Linked DNA regions of Mus musculus: region 2 is linked to region 1. The links are chromatin contacts, found by Hi-C or POLR2A ChIA-PET in ENCODE. All regions are on one chromosome and are shown on one strand. Each heading gives the region's core, a stretch centred on a gene start or an enhancer-like site at or near the end of the contact. The rest is flanking DNA. Distances are from core to core; before and after follow the strand shown. Region 1 has its middle 21 kb from the start of Gm34700. Region 2 holds the start of Lnx2 (ligand of numb-protein X 2).

The links. A loop is a pair of places that touch in the nucleus more often than their neighbours do. ChIA-PET counts read pairs that join two places held with the same protein, here RNA polymerase II (POLR2A).
Region 2: a map of v-Abl transformed pro-B cells shows a loop between it and region 1 (2.6-fold over the local background). The contact joins the promoter of Lnx2 here to the enhancer-like site in region 1. A Hi-C loop is called at or near these places in 2 of 37 maps with a recorded cell type or tissue (both v-Abl transformed pro-B cells). POLR2A ChIA-PET finds 5 or more read pairs at or near these places in 1 of 5 experiments (Patski).

Annotation. Positions count from the first base shown.
Region 1 is chr5:146,677,686-146,681,021 of GRCm38, reverse strand. No RefSeq gene overlaps it. Among named protein-coding and RNA genes, the nearest start is that of Gm34700, 21 kb to the left of the region's middle. Within about 2 kb of position 1,486, at least 1 of the 3 ENCODE cell types and tissues checked has a DNase peak (open chromatin) inside an H3K27ac peak, as active enhancers do.
Region 2 is chr5:147,074,778-147,078,113 of GRCm38, reverse strand. It overlaps Lnx2 (ligand of numb-protein X 2), which reads left to right and starts at 1,542. Exons shown (of 10, transcript NM_080795.4): 1 at 1,542-1,696. Polr1d (polymerase (RNA) I polypeptide D) reads right to left here and starts at 768. Exons shown (of 3, transcript NM_181730.4): 1 at 421-768. The coding sequence starts at 446.

The sequences.
Region 1 (3,336 bases), core at 237-2,736:
TTTATCAATATTGCCATAATTTGACACTTGTGAATAGGGGAAGATTGTAAAGTGTCCGTAGATCCCGTAAACCGTACTAAATACAGATTAGTATTACAACTAAGTTTAAACCCTAGTAAAAGATAATTAAGTTGATGGATGTGGCTGTAAATCTCCCTTTTATCAAGGGCTCGCTCGTGCGGGAGCAGCCTCTAGCTTATTATTTTACAGCATCATTAATGCCTTGGCAGTACCAGTATCTTCCATGGATGCTGCTGCCGGCTGAGCGAGGAGACGGTGGGATGTGCCATGTGGATGCACAAAGCCCTGTGAGCTCCTGCCTTCTTTTCTTTCTACTTTAGAACGGTGCGTGGTTGCGGCGTGACTGCACATGCAGGGGGCTTGCCTGGTGCTCACTGCTAGGCCAGCGGCTCAAGGGCATCTCCCCACCGTAACTCCAGATTACCTTAGGGGGTCCTGGGTACATAAAGACTACCGTATCCAATGCTCAGTTTCCTGACACTTAATCTGGGGCCGCTGCTTGCTACAGAGATGCTTTCCTTTGTGGCCCAGTAATACTGAGCTAGTGAAAAGAAAATGGCTAAACTATGATTAAGGAGGGTCCTGACACAAAAAAGTGTCCTTAAGAGTCACAGGATTTCCCAAGATGGTGCTGTCTCACCTGTCTTGACAGGTTCCTCTCACAGCCGGGCAATGGGAGTTTTTTTCTCTTTTTGGCAAGCTTCAGTGTTGACTTGAGAGTAGAGTGGTTGGCTGGCCTAGTGAAGCCCTGGGGCCGCCCCTCTTTGAGGACACATCTCTGGGACTGCTTGTTCAAGTGTTGCTAGTAGAGGACCCCCCAACCCTACTCCATCTTGCCCTTGCCCACAGAATGACTTAATGAGACTCCTTCAAGAGCAGAATCAGCAAGAGGCAAGGAACGCTATCTGGGGCTGACTTTTGGTCCTGAGTTGGCGCTTGCTAACAAGACATCTGGGTGGCAACCCAAAGGTGGCTCTCCCTCTGTCTGGTTCCTCCTCTCCAGGGTGGTACCTAATACTCACTACCAACCTCGCTTCTTGTGCAAGAGTGCAGAAGCCAGACGCACGGCCCCAGGGCAGGCAGAAGGCAGGTGAAGCAGGAGACCAGGGGGTTGTTGTGTCTCTAACCTTACATTGGGCCTAGTGTAGATCTTGCCTCGTGCTATTGAGAGTCCAGATATCATCTTTTGTAGGTGTTAGCTTTCCTTGGCTCCCCAGAGTTTCAATATGGCTTCAAGAAGAGATTTATTTATTTAGATACCTTCAAATCTGAACAACTAGCATCCATTATTTATAGAACAGAGCCCCTGAAGGCCAGGGCTCTTGCTCCTAACAGCTCCTTGACTGTGACCTTGAACCGGGCCTCAGGGAATCCAGGCCCAGCTGCCTTCATTGAGAGGCCAGGTTCTCATGTTTGCTGGAAGAGCTGAGCTAACTGGCCTTGACTGGAAATTAGGACATAGAGAACAAGGAAACAGACCAGTGGAAGAGTCATCTGGGAGAGACAGGATTTGACTCCAAAAGATAAACATACTTTTTTTTTTTTCTTTTTCTTTTTATTGCCTGAAGCTGAGCGATATGGACCTTGGTTGGAATTAGTAGGCTGAAAGTTCAAGCGATAAATGTTTCTCAGGGGCAGGAGGATCAGTGGGGCCAGCTTGAGGCTTGTCAGGAGGCCCTGGCTGGGGCTGTTCACCTTTTGAACTGGGTGTGGGTGGGTACAGAGCCGGCTCCCTTGACTGGTGGTGTGATTGTGAGCAGCGGGGATGTCTGTCAGACCTCCAGCCTCACCTCGGTGTACCAGGGTGGAGTCATGTTCCTAGAGGAGAGAGTTGCCGGTATTTAGAAGCCTATCACGGGTCTCTAGGCTTCAAAACCTTCCCGGGCGTCATCTTGGAGAAGCCAAAGCAGGTTGACTGACAGGCAGGCTTACGAACCGTACTTTTCTCTTTGCGGGGTTTCAGAAGGAAAACACCCTATCCCTTGGGAGCTACTGCTACTTCAAACATGTGCATTCTGAACTTCTCTTGGGGCCTGCCATTTCTACCCCAAGGTCAGAGGCCACTGGCAGGCTCTGAAACCTCACTTGATGAGCAGAAACTGAAGGTCCCCGTCTTCTCTCAATAAGAGCCAAGAGGTTTTCTGGCTCTCGGGTTTAATTAAGTCCCGGGTCTGGTCCTCCTGGACCTTGCAAGAGACAGATGAGGCAGACCATGGCTTGGTGTATAGGACATATGACAGACAGCCACTGTCCACTGGTTTAGGGTGTGACATCATGTAAATATATGGACACGTTGTGTAGGCTCTGGGCGACATGCTTGCAGATAGTGTGGTCATGGACTAGACCGGCTTCTCTCCACACCTCCCCGTGCTCCAGCAGCCCAAGGGAAAGCCTGGGGCTGGGGCTGAGGCTGACTGTAACATGCCTTAAGTGGCTTATGCTAATAAATCCAACTCTCACGAAGTGCAAACAACGGATTGTTGTGCCGGCTATTAGATCTTTACTACTCTCTAAACTCTCCAATAAAGCAAGCGCTTTATTCCTTTCAAATAATATTCCGCCCATTGCTTCCTAAAGATTAACAATTGAAAGAGGTGTCAGCAGGCCTCACTCTTTAAATTAAGTATAATAGGCCTTTTATAGCACAGCATAAAGATATCAAAGGGGAAAAGCTGTAATCGAGAAAGGACCGCTAGGTCTCTCTTTATCTGTCACCATAGCTTCAGCCTGACATTTGCGAGCCAAGCACAAAAAAAAAAAAAAAAAAAAAAAAAAAAAGACCAGCAGACCCCAGGAAGCTGGAAACGTCTAGATTAGCTGTAGAGCTAATTGCAGGCAGGCACAGTAAAGCTATGATTTAATTAACTAATGGTGTTGTAAGCAGAAGGTGTGTGGGCCATTCTTCCCTGTGCTTTGTTTGAGCAGAAGCCTGGATATGCCCTAGACAGGCAAGGAGCATTTGCCTTGGTGTCCCCCTGCCCCTGGCTGTACTTCTGTCTGGGATGTTTCTATAGAGTGAGCAGTTTATCAGTTAATTTCTTTTATATGTATGGGTGTTTAACCTATATGTATGTCTCTGAGCTATTTGTGTGCCTGGTATCTGAGGAGACCAGACGAGGCCGTCAGATCCCCTGGAACTAGAGTTGTAGACAGTTGTGAGCTGCTGTGTGGGTGCCAGGACTCGAACCCGGGTCCTTTGGAATTGCAGCTGGCGCTCTAACCACTGTGCAATCTCACCAGTTCCTTCATTTGAGTAGTTCCAACTGAGTCTGTAAACACCTCCTCTTTGGTTGTTTGCTCTACTGCCCATGCGTG
Region 2 (3,336 bases), core at 293-2,792, 400 kb before region 1:
AATAGGAGGGAGAATTTGGTGGACAGAGAGAATTTACGAGCAGTCTGCACAGAGCGGAGTTGCAGTAACTTTAGCCAACTTAAACACGCCAGGCCCGCCACTCGGGACGGCTGGCCCGGTGCGTGACCTTACAACGAGGCAGTTCTAATGGGGGTGGTGGCAGTTTGGGACTTACAGCATGATTCCCAACTTCTCTCCCCTCCCGGATGGCTAGCATCCCTCTGGGCTTTTCTGTTACAAATAAACCCACGGCTCCTCCCTCTTCCCAACCCGGCCCGCTCTACTCTCTCTCCTTCCTTCCCCAGCGCCTGGGGTCAGGCCTAGCCGCCACGCCGGGCCGCAGTCGGCCGCGTGCCCCTTCGCCACCCGCTTCGCTGGCCCGACCCGCCGCCCCACTCCACTCTTCCCCTCCACCCTTACCTCTCCAGCTCCTGATCGTCTTCCATCGCGGGAGGTGGGGGTGGCGGCTCCAGGAAATCCTCAGGTGGCGCTGGCGAAATGGAAGCTCTTCCCCATGTCGCGAAAGGTGCGGGACAAGGCAGGAAGGAAGAAACCACCGACGGAAGAAGCGGATGACGGAAGGAGGGGGGCGGAGCCGCAGCGGCGCGGCAGGGCCCTCTGTGGGCGGGGCTAAACCGGGTCCCGCCCCCGACCACGCCCAGGCGCGGGCAGGACGGTTCACCTGGAACTGCGGAAGCTAAGCCAGCTGCCGGGCACAGCCAGCCGGTCCCCAAGTGCCACTGAAGAGCATAGGCTCTCACCTGTCGCCCCGAGACACCTGCTATTTAAAAAGAGTCAGAGTCGGATCTCTGGCCTGCTAGGCTCTCCAGGAACCCGACTGCCCCAGGGCTGGCTATTCCCAGGACTTGAGTCCTCAGGGGCCTTTCATGGGGCACCTTGAAAAAGCAGAGAGACTGTTGTGCAGAGATGACTCTCCTGACGATACTGTGGGTTTTAAAAATTTTTCTCCCTGGGGTGCAAATGTACATCTCCACTAGGTGCAAGGGCTGCGATGGTCTTTCTTTTGCGAGAGAAGTGAGAGTTTGGAGCACCGCCCTCCTTCCTCGGGAGCTCACGCTGTGGGACTGGCAGCTCCTTTTCCCTTTGATCCCAAGGAACCGCCCTTCTTCTCAGGTGCATCCTCCCAGCTCCCACCTGACCCTGGCCAGGCTGGGTCCCCGCCCCACCCAGCTGTCCCCTCGCCCTGCACACCTACACGTCAGCCGCCCCCCGCCACCTGTTCTCCCTCAGCCTGGTCCCGCAGCCCTCCCCTCCCTTCAGCTGTCCCACGCCCGGCGCGGCGCTCCAGGGGTGCACGCAGACACTTCCCGAGCGTTTTCTCTGTGTGTCTGAGAGGGAGAATCCGGCCGGGAGCGATGGCGGAGGGCGGAACGCGCTCACTCTAACACGGGGGTGATGAGCAGGGCCGACTCGGCCCCTCGAACTCCTTGATTGGTCGAGAGGCTCCGAGCCCGCTCTTAGTCCCGCCTTTGTCCGCCGTTGATTGGCTCAGGTGCGTGTCGGGTTGGGCCTCTGCGCTCGCCCCCTAGGGGAAAGGCAGCAGGGGCGGTTGAGAAGTAAAGTCTTGGCCGGACTTTGCTTCTCGCCAGGAAATCGGCGGCGGCGAGTCCCAGCGGAGCGGAGCCGGGCGGCGTCCTCGTCAGCGCTCCCGCGGGGAGCCCGCCGCTTTCCCTCAGTGAGTTACTTCGCCTCAGGTGCGGGCGGTGACGGGGTGTGGCGTCAGGGTAGGGGGGACCATCTGGGGGACCGCTGGGGGCCGCGTGCTGTCTGGCCCGGCCCGGTGCGGGTGCGGGTTCCAGGAACCCCGATGCAGGTCTGCGCGCCTCTCGCTTTTCAAGACATGGAGGTTTGGGAACGAGTTCTTGCACTTTGCGTCTGCACGTTGTCTGGAGCCAGAGTGGCGCTAGCTAGTTGCCCTCTGGTTTTGTTTCCTGGAAGGGATGAGCAGAGAGGCACCCTCCTCCTTGCCCCAGCCTGTTGCGGGGGAATTCTCACCTTTCTCTTCAGATTTGACATGTTTGGGAGCGTGGGGGGTATAATTTCCAAAATATGAGTCCCGATTTGGAAGCATTTGCGCACAAAGCACCTCTTGGGAAAGACATCGCTGGCTTTTCAAAGCTTTCTGCCACGTTTCACGCAAGGACTTTTTAATGGAGTGTTCTAGTATTTCCGTTTGCATTTAAGAGTGTGTGTTTGCCAGGAGCCTTAAGGACGCTTCCGCGTGGCTTTATCGAATCAATTTTTCTTCTTCTCACTCTGTAGCCTTGGCTAGCCTGGAACTCACGGAGATCCGCCTCTTTCTTGAGTGCTGTAGGGTTAGAAAGGCGTGTGCCCCACACCCCGCCAATTTTTCTTTGGGGAAAAAAAAAAAAAAGCCCAGAAACCAATGGCAAGGGTAGTTGGAGGCAACCGTGAGCTCCAGTTTATCCAAACTGCCTTCACTTTAAGAATGTCACATTCTTTTCAGTCACAGTACTTAGACATTGGCCTCCTTCCCAGGACACAATTTGCGTTTTCTCTAGCCTGTTCAGTGACATAGCACAGACGCAGGATCTCAGTAGGTCAGTCCTGTTTGCTTTGATAGGTTTGAAAACCCTCCCCCACCCACCCACCTTTGGAGAAAAGGACTTTGGCAGGTAAAGAAGGAAGATGGGGGAATCTAGTGTCCTATTTGGCCGGCAGATCATTGTTGAGCTAACAAGGTTTTGCCGTTTTAGCCTGTCCAAATTCCATGTGAGTTTTCCCAAAGGGGTCAAATGTAGGCCAAGTCAAAGCAGCTCTAGAGTCACATTGTTTTTAATTCAGTCCATCCACTAAGTCCAAGGTTTGTTCCTCTAAGCTTCAAGTTTGAGCCTTTTCGTTGTATAAACATTTAGCTACTCCGTGTCTACTCCGCTTTCCAGACTTTGGTGAAAGGGAATTTCTTGCCCAGAGTTGTCAGTGTCTGTATACTTCTTAGTCCATTACCTGAAAGGAAATTGAACAAAGTGATGTGGGAACTTAAAATCATTTCTGCCTAGAATGTGCCAGAGAAATCCTAGGCAGTCTTCAAATTGGCACGGGCTTTCTCTGGGAGCATCCTAAATGCTTATAGCCATAAAGTGCGACATCATCTGCTGTGCATATGGTTGGTCTGAAGGACTTGATGTTTGGGGCTAAAGCAATGGGGGTTGGGGGCTGGTTTGTTGTTTATCTTAGGGGTTCATGGTACATTGTACAAGTGGACCCTTAGATATCTGTTGAAATAATAAAAAGAAAGGATTTTGTGTAATTCCTCAAGACGTTTGGACACTTCATCTGGTCAGTGAGAGTGAG